Regions from separate parts of the Homo sapiens genome. Here region 1 is linked to region 2. The links are chromatin contacts, found by Hi-C or POLR2A ChIA-PET in ENCODE. All regions are on one chromosome and are shown on one strand. The core of a region is the stretch at or near the end of the contact, and the rest is flanking DNA. Distances in the headings are between cores, read along the strand shown. Region 1 overlaps LOC107985590 (a long non-coding RNA gene). Region 2 holds the start of MCM5 (minichromosome maintenance complex component 5).

What was found. A loop is a pair of places that touch in the nucleus more often than their neighbours do. ChIA-PET counts read pairs that join two places held with the same protein, here RNA polymerase II (POLR2A). Pooled maps may share reads with other maps.
Region 1: a map of Caki2 shows a loop between it and region 2 (6-fold over the local background). The contact joins the enhancer-like site here to the promoter of MCM5 in region 2. A Hi-C loop is called at or near these places in 3 of 168 maps with a recorded cell type or tissue (B cell, Caki2 and GM12878), 13 of 37 single-sample maps with no recorded cell type and 10 of 50 pooled maps. POLR2A ChIA-PET finds 5 or more read pairs at or near these places in 4 of 52 experiments (AG04450, BJ, Caco-2 and 1 more).

What each region holds. Positions count from the first base shown.
Region 1 is chr22:35,580,709-35,586,579 of GRCh38, reverse strand. It overlaps LOC107985590 (a long non-coding RNA gene), which reads left to right. Exons shown (of 5, transcript XR_007068163.1): 4 at 5,569-5,680. Among named protein-coding and RNA genes, the nearest start is that of MB, 34 kb to the left of the region's middle. RefSeq lists a silencer at 3,250-3,329 and enhancers at 3,069-3,570, 5,545-5,871. Within about 2 kb of position 4,160, at least 5 of the 41 ENCODE cell types and tissues checked have a DNase peak (open chromatin) inside an H3K27ac peak, as active enhancers do.
Region 2 is chr22:35,397,434-35,403,078 of GRCh38, reverse strand. It overlaps MCM5 (minichromosome maintenance complex component 5), which reads right to left and starts at 2,939. Exons shown (of 17, transcript NM_006739.4): 1 at 2,871-2,939; 2 at 2,474-2,648. The coding sequence starts at 2,640. RefSeq lists enhancers at 3,175-3,334, 3,345-3,394.

The DNA of each region.
Region 1 (5,871 bases), core at 2,911-5,410, 180 kb before region 2:
CACGTTGAGTACAAAAGAACAACAGACAGCAAACTCAAAGAAATACCTTGAGACATATTCTACAAAGCAAACAGACAGAGTGGCATGATGCTGTATAACAGGGTGTTATAGAAAAGGCTTCTCCAAGGAGGGGGCTTTGGGATTGAGGCCCGAGGGTGAAACGAGCCCACCAGGGGCCAGGCAGTGAAAGAGGGTGTTGCAGGCAGTGGAACAGCATAGGCACACTCAGAGAGGTGGCAATGTGGTGGCCCCTGGATCTGGCCTGCCTGGTTTTAATGCCTCTTGGCCACCCTCTTTGACCTCAGTTTCCTCATCTAAAAAAGGGGATAATAACAGGTCCTACCACCTATGGGGTTGGAGGGATTAAGGGAGATACTTTGAGTGAAGTCCATAGTGCAGTGCCTGGTGCACCAAGTGCTCAGAAATGTGAGTGTCATCATCACGATTCAACAGTGGCACGCAAAGATGACAAAGACCTGGCCCGAGTTATAACTGTGAGGCCTAACATGGAGGGAGGCACTATCTGAAGCATTTCCTAGCAGTGGTGTCACCTAATGGAAGGCAATGATCTAGTATGGGAGATGGGCACATAAGACAAGCATTGGAACACCCTGGACAGGGTCTGGGAACACAGCGGGGGGGAGAGAAAGGGGGAGGAGGGTGATCTTCCTGACCCCGCAGGGGAGGGGTGCCTGGGAAGGCTTCCCCGGGAGTGGCACAGCCATCTGGAGAGATGAGTGGGCAGAGAAACTTCTAGGCGGCCAATAGGGGCTGGAGGGAGCACAGGGTCTGCAGGGGACAGCAGGTAGCTCCATGTAGTTCCAGGTGGCTGGAACTCTGGTCTCTGTGGACGCAAGGAAGGAGATGGGGAAACAGACTCATGTAATGAATGGGGTGGGCCTTGCCCGTCACAGTTGAGTGGGCTTTCCTGTGGGGTGGGATCAATGAGCAGGAGGGCCGGAGGAGGCAGGGACGGACAGATTTGGTGGTAGGAGTTTCCTCTGGGTACAGGGAGGAAGGAGTGGAGGCAGGGAGGCCAGTGGAAACACAAGGCCAAGCAAGGGATGGTGAGGTCAGGCCCAGGGCAACAGGTATACGAATGGAGGGGATGAGGTGTGCCCCAGAGGGGAAGGGGGAGCTGAGCAGAAGGTGGGGAGGGGCAGAGGAGGGGAAGAGGGCGGTGGCTCCTGCCCTTTCCAGGTCCTGGCCAAGTCTCCACTCCTTTCCAGGGAGCTTTCCCCTTCCCTCCTCTCCCTGACCTCAGATGCAACTACCCCCATCCCTAAGATAACACCAAAAGGGCCGGGCGCAATGGCTTAGGCCTGTAATCCCAGCACTTTGGGAGGCTGAGGTGGGTGGATCACCTGAGGTCAAAAGTTCAAGACCAGCCTGGCCAAACATGGCGAAACCCCATCTCTACTAAAAAATATAAAAAATTAGCAGGGCGTGGTGGCAGATGCCTATAATCCCAGCTACTCAGGAGGTTGAGGCAGGAGAATCATTTGAACCTGGGAGGTGGAGGTTGTAGTGAGCCGAGATCACACCATTGCACTCTAGCCTGGTCAACAGAGCAAGACTCCGTCTCAAAAAAAAAAAAAAAGAAAAGAAAAAGAAAGGATAATTCCAGATAGGCATGAGATCGTGGGAACTCTTCGGCATTCCTGCATTACAGCACTTACTATTTCAATGGTGGCTACCATCTATAGAGCACTTACTATATTCCAGGTAACACACAAATACACACACACACCCACACACAAAACTTCGTTTTAACCTCACAATAGCCTAGCAAGGTAGGCACGTGGCTCCTGTTTTACAGACGAGAATCTGGAGGGTTGGAGAGGCTAAGTAATTTACCAAAAGTCACATGGCTAGTCAGAGAAAGTCTGGGTTTCACTAAATTAGCTAATCAAAAGTGCTTATACTAGTGCCTGGCATATAGTAGGCACTCAATAAATGTTAGCCACTCCACAATTTTTTTGCAGAGATAGGATTGGGCCGGGCACGGTGGCTCACGCCTGTAATCCCAGCACTTTGGGAGACTGAGGTGGGCGGATCACCTGAGGTCAGGAGTTCGAGACCAGCCTGGGCAACACGGTGAAACCCCGTCTCTACTAAAAATACAAAAAATTAGCCAGGCGTGGTGGCGGGTGCCTGTAGTCCCAGCTACTTGGGAGGCTGAGGCAGGAGAATGGCGTGAACCCGGGAGGCGGAGCTTGCAGTGAGCCAAGGTCACGCCACTGCACTCCAGCCTGGGCGACAGAGCAAGACTCCGTCTCAAAAACAAAACAAAACAAAAGAGAGATAGGATCTTGCTATGTTGCCCAGGCTGGAGTGCAGTGGCTATTCACCTGTGTGATCATGGCACACTACAGCCTCTGACTCTTGGGCTCAGGTAATCCTCCTGCGGAGTAGCTGGGACTACAGATGTGCACTACCACGCTCGGCCCTTCCGCTATTTTTGCTAACATCATCAGCTAGATCTGTCTGGCTGCAGAGCCTATGGCCCTCTGGGGGGCCACTTGAATTTATCTTGTCCGGTTCTGAGAGTCTGTCATCTGTTTATTTGCCCCACTGGGCTGTGGAATCCGGCAGAGCAGGGACCAGATCTGGTTGGTCTGTGGGTCTTGAGCGTCCCTTATGGGGAAGGCCCAGAGTGCATGGTCAGTGATGGTTTGTTGATGGAATGAACAATGTATCAAGTTCCTATGCCTCTTAGAATCTTGGGATTTCTCCAGCCATGTTTGTCCCTTAGAATGATGGAATTTCATTAGCCATGTTTGTTTCTAAGAATCCTGGGGTTTCTCCAGCCATGTTTGGCCTTAGATCATGGGATTTCTCTACGGAGGAGCCTTGGTGATCATCCAGGACACTCTGTCTCTTACCAGCCTTCTTCCTCCCTTCCTCAGGCACTGGCCCATAATCCAGCTCCTACTAGCCATACCCTCCTCCTTGTCCCAGGCCAGTGCCCCCTACCCATCCCCAGACCAAAACTGGAGTCTCCACGAAGAGCTCACTTGTCTTGTCCTGGCCTCCCAGTGGCTGGACAGACTCCCTGCTAAGGCTCAGGGCAAGCCCCACCTCCCTGCCAGTCCCTCCAGCCACCTGCGTCTGCCCCTGACTGGGCTGGGGTGTGTCGGTCTCCTCTCTGAACCTCTGTTTCCTCAGCTGCAAAATGAGGAGGATCATTTCGAACACTTTTAGCTCAGCTTTGTCAGTTTGCTACCGGGGTCCAGCTGGGTGGAGGATGAGGACCTTATGTATTACTATCTCCCTGCATCTCTGTGGGGTACCTTGCGGCTCCCGGGGGAAGCAGCATGTCTCTTTAAGGCCACTAGATGGCACCAGCGTGTCACCCGTCTCCCTGCAGGCTGACCTCAGGAGGAATTCCACCTGTGGGATTACACCCTAAGGACCACAGCCACCTCCCTCCTCCCACTGGCAGGAGCCCCTGAAGATCTGCCAGTGGGCGCAGGCAGGATGTGCAGGAGTTAGGGACAGGGGTGGGGGTCAGACAAATTTGAACTGGGGAGTTCTGAGCCAGGCCCTGCTCTTAGAGAACATCCTGGCTCTCTGCTTAGCAGTTAGTTCGCTGGTGACCCTAGGCATTTCATAGCACCCCTTTGAGACTTCAGGTTCTTTCTCTGTGAAATAGGGTACCAAGTCTCTTCTCCTGTGCATCGTGGAAACTGAATGATACTGGGCACGTAAAATGTCCATTCTGCCTCCGGGCACAGAGCAAGCTTCCACAGCATTAGCTGCCACACTAGTTATTAGTGTTACTTTGTAATTTAGTATTACGTCTCAGAATCTCCTCTGGGAGGAGCCTTAGGCAGGATGCCCAGAGATCTGGGTCTGCAATGGACTGTTCTCTCACTGTGTGACCTTTGGCAAGTCATTTCCCATCTCTGGTCCTCGGCTTGGCCTCCACCAGCCTCAAGAGGCTGGGAGTATCATGGAAAAATAAGGGCTTGGGAATCAGACAGACTTGGGTGTGAATCCCACCCACTTCTCCTCTTCCCAGCTGTGTGGCTTTGGGCTGCTCTGATAATTCCCTAATGATTTGTGTGACTATTTATTCTAAGTCTGTCTTCCTGGTTCTCTAGTACGTTCCACGAGGGCCAGGCTCATGTCAACGTGGCTCACCTACATAAACTCAACACTCAGCTCAGTGTCTGGTACGAGTAGCTGCAATAAACAAGGGTGATTCATTATCAGCGTTACTATCACTGTATACATTCACTCAGCAGCAGCAGCAGACCCCGTGTTCAGAGAGTCCTCTGCACTCTTTTTTTTTTTGAGATGGAGTTTCGCTCTTGTTGCCCAGGCTGGAGTGCAATGGTACATCTCGGCTCACCACAACCTCCAACTCGCAGGTTCAAATGATTCTCCTGCCTCAGCCTCCCAAGTAGCTGGGATTACAGGCACCTGCCACCATACCTGGCTAATTTTTGTTTTTTTAGTAGAGACGGGGTTTCTCCATGTTGGTCAGGCTGGTCTCCAACTCCTGATCTTAGGTGATCCACCCGCCTCGGCCTCCCAAAGTTCTGGGATTACAGGTGTGAGCCACTGTGCTTGGCCCCTGCACTGTCTTAATAATCCTCATCATTACCTCTGTTTTATGGATGAGGAGACTGAGAGCCAAGGAAGTTAGGTCATTGCCCAAGGCCACACAGCTACAAAGTCACAGGCACTGGGGTTGGAAGCTGAGCTCCATGACAGCCTTGTGTGAACGGATGTGGCAAGCTGAGTGAGAGTCCTCCAAAGATACCCACGTCCTAATCCCCCAAATACCTGTGAATCGTACCTTATCCAGCAAAGGGAATTCTGCAGATGTAATTAAGTTAAGGATCTGGAGATAGGGACATTATCCTGGATTGGTCAGGTGAGCCTAATGTCCCCACAAGGATCCTTCTATGAGGGAGGCAGGCATGTGGCAGTAGGAAGAAAGAGATGAGATGACCAGGCATGGTGGCTCATGCCTATAATCCCAACAGTTTGGGAAGCCAAGGCAGAGAGATCACCTGAGGTCAGGAGTTCGAGACCAGCCTGACCAACATGGTGAAACTCTGTCTCTACTAAAAATACAAAAATTAGCTGGGTGTGGTGGCATGCACCTGTAATCCCAACTACTTGGGAGGCTTCAGCAGGAGAATCACTTGAACCCAGGAAGGGGAGGTTGCAGTGAGCCGAGATAGCACCACTGTACTCCAGCCTGGGCAACAAGAGCAAAACTCCATCTCAAAAAAAAAAAAAAAAAAAGAGAGAGAAAGAGATGAGACTGAGGAAACGGGAGAAAAGACCATGTGATGTGGGAATGAAGAGAGCATTGATTCTATCTTGAAAGACAAGGAAAACCAGCCCTGCTGACGCCTTTAACACAGTGACACTAGTTTTGGACTTCTGACCTCTAGAATTATAAGGTGATAAATGTGTGTTGTTTTAATTTACCAAGTTTATAGTAAGTTGTTACAGAAGCAATAGGAAAATAAGGCACAGAGAACTGAGATAACGTATAAAAACACCCGGTATACAGTTGCAGCTCACTAAATGTTCTTTCCTTCCCAGCACTACCCCGTTTTCCTTTTCCAGCTACAACAGAATGGCAGAGAGGAAAGGACCCTCCGGGATCTTCCAGTTCAGCCAGCCCATTTTACAGAGGTGGAGACTGAGGCCAGAGGTAGGGAATGGCCCCTATCTTGCAGAGGTGAAAGGGGTCCAGGGAGCGAACTTGGGGGAAGGTCCTGGGCTGCTCGGTCTGTTCTAGTGTCTAGCACTGGGCATCCTGGGTGAAGTCATCCAGTCCAAACCCATTTTCCAGGTGAGGAAACTGAGGCCTGGCATTGCCTGAGAGATCTGCAACCTGCACCC
Region 2 (5,645 bases), core at 1,690-4,189:
CCAAACACACATCTAATTCCAGATCATTCCATTATTTAACCCTGCAGAGGCTACTCACTGCTGGCACAGGCATGCCCTAAAGAAAGCTCCATGGAAGGGGTCCACAAGACAGTCAAAGGATGTTTCAACACCCAGGCCAGCGTGCACAAAACAACAAACCAGTTCTGTCACTGAAGGACTCCGCAGAGCCTTTAACTTCTCTTGGAAAAGAACAATGCACACAGCTCAAACTTGGGGCCCAGTGAGGTGGCTCATGCCTGTAATCCCAACACTTTAGGAAGCTGAGGAGGGTGGATTACTTGAGGCCAGGAGTTCAACACCAGCCTGGGCCACATGGCAACACCCAGTCTCTACTAAAAATACGAAGATTAGCCGGGCATGGTAGCATACGCCTGTAGTCCCAGCTACTGAGGCATGAGAATGCCTGAACCCCAGAGGTGGAGGCTGCAGTGACCAGAGATCTCGCCAGGGCACTCCAGCCTGGGCGACAGACTGAGACTCTGTCTCAAAAAAAAAAACCAAAAAGGTACCAGCCTCACCAACATGGAGAAACCCCATCTCTACTAAAAATACAAAAAAAAAAACCTAGCCGGGTGTGGTGGCGGATGCCTGTAATCCTAGCTACTTGGGGGACTGAGGCAGGAGAATCACTTGAACCCGGCAGGCAGCAGTTGCAGTGAGCCAAGATCACGCCACTGTACTCAAACCTGGGTGACAGAGCGAGACTCCATCTCAAAAAAAAAAAAACAAAAAACAAAACAACAAAAAAACTGGAGGCACCAAGGCAGCAGAAAACACATCTGCCTTATCAACCTCTAGTCAGACTGTTTTTTTTTAAATAGAGCCTGGGTTTCACTATGTTGCCCAGCCAGGTCTTGAACTCCTGGGGTCAAATGATCCATTGGCATCAGCCTCCCAAAGCGTCGGAATTACAAGCATGAGCCACTGCGTCCAGCCCAGATGCTTAGCAGAGCATCCCATGTGACTGCTGTGGCAAGAACATATTTGGGGACCACTGACCAACGCACAGGCTGTTCCCCAGCCTCGCAGTATCACAGGCCTGAGCCCCGTCTCCCTTATGTCCAGGAGCCAGTAAAATGGCCAGACTGCTACTGAAAGCCACTTGCTGTGAGGACACCCCACACCTCTACACAAGCAATTGCTCCTACCTAGACAGAAAGCTTTCTACACCTGCAACTCTGACCTTAGCTCAAAGGTCCCCTCAAACTTCAGCCCCCCGGAAAACTTCCCTAAGTCCTTTCACCTTCCTCTGTGGAGGAAATGACCACCGTGGAAGTTATCTGTTGGTCTTCACGACTCACTCCTCTGACTTAGGAGCTTCTCTAGGACAAGAAGCACGTCTTTTCATCTTTGTAGCGCAGTGCCTGGCACACAGGTGGGCAATATCAGCTGCTGCATGAGTAAGTGAAAGCAGGAATGGCTTTACCCATTTCTGGCCTGGTGAGGCCCAGAGACACTGACACCTGGAAGTCACTCAGCTAATAATGGGCCAGTGCTGAACCTGCAACCTCATGTTCTCTGCATTTTAACATTTCAGGGATAGAGGCCGGGCCTATGAGAATTCTCATGATGTCACAGGTCGTACAATCACCTAGAAGCAGGAGCCAGGTCCAGCTTCAGTGCTGCAGCCCAGCACCCAGAACAGTATCTGGCAGGCAGCAGGTGCTCAATCAATGAAGGTGCAAGACTGGTATAAATAAATGAATGAGCGAAGTGAAGTGAATCCTAACTGCCATCTTCACCTTTTACACCTACAGGGAACTTGAGTTTGTAAGGTCTCAGACATGACATGGAAGGATGATAGGAAGCAGATGAACAGGAACAAGATCTGGATAAAGAACTAAACGGTCCAAGTGGCGCTAGCTGGTTGCTGGTGGCCCACTCAACAGGTGACTCACCCAGAAGTTAACTCCAGGTACAGATAAAATACACAAAGCAGGCCGGGCACGGTGGCTCACGCCTGTAATCCCAGCACTTTGGGAGACTGAGGCGGGTGGATCACTTGAGGTCAGGAGTTCGAGAGCAGCCTGGCGAACATGGCGAAACCCCATCTCTACTAAAATTACAAAAAATTATCCGGGCGTGGTGATGGCGGGGGTAGTCCCACCTACTCGGGAGGCTGAGGCACAAGAATCGCTTGAACCCGGGAAGCGGAGGTTGCAGTGAGCCGAGATCGTGCCACTGCACTCCAGCCTGGCGACAGAGCGAGACTCCGTCTCAAAATAATAAACAAATACGTTAATAATAAAATAAAATAAAATAAAGTAAAACAAAATACACAAAGCCTTATACCAAGGCGTGAGGCTGCCGGGATGAGCCCTGTGACCCAGGACCGGCTCTTTCCCCCGTCTGGGCCCATCTGTGCCCTGACTGTCCAGGACTCTAGCAGGCTGGTAGAGGCGTGTGAGCGGCCACACTGGAACTCGAGCCCCCGGCCCCGCAGGAGCCGCACCTGTATTTGAAGGTGAAGCCCGTGCGGTCGGTGCCCACTCGGTACTGCCGCAGGAACTCCTTGAAGCGCCTCTGCAGCTGCGATTTGCGGGCCTGCCCCTCGTCGGCCTGGGCGTCGCCCCCGAAGCTGTCGCTGTAGAAAATGCCAGGATCGTCGAATCCCGACATGACTGCGCCTGGGGTGGGAACAAACGGCCAGAACAGGCTGGGGGCAGCGCCTGGCACCTCCTCCCCTCCGACGCCTGGGTCCCTGCCCTGAGTCCGGAGCAGGGGGACCCCCGGCCGCGCTCCCGGACTCCAACCCCAGTTCCCGAGAAACTCCTGTCCCACTCCAACTACACCCGGAAATCCAGATGCCTGCTGGCTCCCAGTCCCAGTCCCACTCCCACTAGCCTCACCTCTGGTTTTCCGCACTTCACAAACCAGGGGAGACAAGAACCTCCACGCTCAGCCGCCGAGTTTCGCGGGAAAAACAAGAGGCGGTGTTCGGACGCCGCAGCCGCTGCGCTCCCATTGGTTCGCCGGAGCCTCGCGGCCAGCGATTGGACCGTTCTGAGCCCTCCAGCCCCGCCGCCCGGACTGTCTGCCGAAGATGATTGGCTGCAAAGTGCATGACCTCGCCTCCTTCCGGGCTCCATTTTGTGTGCGGAACAATTTGGCGCGAAACTTCTGGCTGGGAAGGAAGTGGCGGCGCAGGACGGGGCGGACGCAAAGATGGCGGAGGGGCGGGCGCGCGGAGGACGCCTTTAGGTGGTTTCTTTTTTATTTTCTTGGTTTTTTTTTTTTTTTCCTGACGCATGGTCTCGTTGTGTTGCCGGGGATGGAGTGCAGTGGCTGGATCACGGCTTACTGTAGCCTCAACCTCTTGGGCTCAAGCAATCCTTCCGCCTCAGCCTCCCTTGTAGCGGGGACCACAGGTGTACGTGATTTTCTTAAAATATTTCATAAAGACGGAGTCTCACCATCTTGCCCAGGTCTCGAAACTCTACTCTCAAGCGACCCGCCTGCCTTGACGTCCCAAAGCACTGGGATTACTGGCGTGAGCTACCCGGCCAGGCCTGCGTGCTTTTCTTAAGCCTTCTTTTAAAGTCCTATGAAAAAAAATGACCCTTTTCATAGCCATAGGGAGAAAAAACTAGAAGTTCAGAAATGATTGGGTCCAGGTGCCCATTTTGCATTGGGAGACTGTGCCCTGTGGAGTATTCGCTTCCCGGTCGTGGGGCCCGTTCTCTGGGCCTGAGGCTCTGAGGAGCCCCTGTCCTCCAGCTGGTGGCAGGACAGGGCGATTACCGCGCGGCTCACCCGCGTCCCCGACCCGGGTTCTCGCACCCTAACACACTGCTTTTATTTGTTTATTTATTTGTTGAGAGGGAGTCTCACTCTGTCCCCCAGGATGGAGTGCAGTGGCTCAATCTCGGCTCACTGCAACTTCTGCCTCCCCGGTTCAAGCGATTCTCCTGCCTCAGCCTCCCAACTAGCTGGGACTACAGGCAGGCGCCACCATGCTCAGCTAATTTTTGTATTTTTAGTGGAGACAGGGTTTCACCATGTTGCCCACACTGGTCTCGAACTTCTGGCCTCAAGTGATCCACTCGCTTCGGCCTCCCAAAGTGCTGGAATTACAGGCGTGAGCCACCATGCCCAGACCGGCCTCATTCTGTTTAACAGCTGCTTAATTTTCTGTAGTATGGTGACAAAGACTCTCCTTGACCAAACTCTAGCCAGGTTCCTCTGGGCTCCCTTCACTTCTAAGCCTCAACCTTGATCTATAGGCACTGTGGCTCATGCCTGTAATCCTAGCACTTCAGGAGACCAAGATGAGAGGATCCCTTGAGTCCAGGAGTTGAGGCCAGCCTGGGCAACATAGCAAGATCCCGCTTCTCTAGAAATTTTTTTATAATTTTTTTTGTTTTGAGACAGAGTCTCACTCTGTTGCCCAGGCTGGAGTGCAGTGTCACGATCTCGGCTCACTGCAACTTCCACCTCCTGGGTTCAAGCAATTCTCCTGCCTCAGCTTCCCAAGTAGCTGGAATTACAGGTGTGTGCCACCACGCCTGGCTAATTTTTTGTATTTTTAGTAGAGACAGGGTTTCACCATGTTGGCCAGCCTTGAACTCCTGACCTCAGGTGATCCACCCGCCTGAGCCTTCCAAGATGCTGGGATTACAGGCATGAGCCACTGCGCCCGGCTTGAAATTTTTTTTTAATTAGCTGGGCATGGTGGAGCACACCTGTTGTCCTAGCTACTCAAGAGGCCAAGGTGGGAGGATGGCCTGAGCCCAGGAGTTTGAGACTGCAGTGAGTTTTGATTGCACCACTGCACTTCAGCCTGAGCGACAGAGCGAGACTCATCTCTAAAAAGAAAAAAAAGACAGTCCAGGCGCCGTGGCTCACACCTGTAATCCCAGCATTTTGGGAGGCTGAGGCGGGAGTTCAAGACCAGCCTGGCCAACATGGTGAAACCCTGTGTCTACTAAAAATACAAAACTTAGCCGGGCGTGGTGGCAGGCGCTTGTAATCCCAGCTACTTGGAAGCCTGAGGCAGGAGAATCGCTTGAACCTGGGAGGCGGAGGTTGCAGTGAGCCGAGATCGTGCCACTACACTCCAGTCTGGGCGACAAGAGTGAAACTTAATCTCAAAAAAAAAAAAAAAGAAAAGAAAAAAAGACTTAAACAAACACTAACAGTTTCTAACAGCTGCTAACATCTCTAAAATGACTCTAGCCAGCCCCCGCTAAGGTGCCTGCCTGAGAAAACTCAAGGCTGCTGGTAAATGTTTACCGTTTATTCCAGGCAACAACCGAGGATGTGACCTCTGTCTCCCAGGCTCTGTGGGAGGCAAAAATTCTAACTTTGATCATTGCCAACTGGCAGACACAGCTAGCCTCACTGCATTTACACTGACTTAACCTTTTGTAATATTTCACTTCCCTGACTCTACTAATCACTTGCCCACCCCTTCCTCCCTCAATCTTCCTTTATTTTTTTTATTTATTTTTTTGAGACAGGGTCTCTGTTGCCAATGCTAGAGTGCGGTGGTGCAATCACAGCTCACTGCAGCCTTGACCTCCCAGGCTCGTGCAATCCTCCCACCTCAACCTCACCACCATGCCCGGCGAATTTATTTATTCATTTGTAGAGATGGGGTTTTACCATATTGCCCAGGCTGGTCA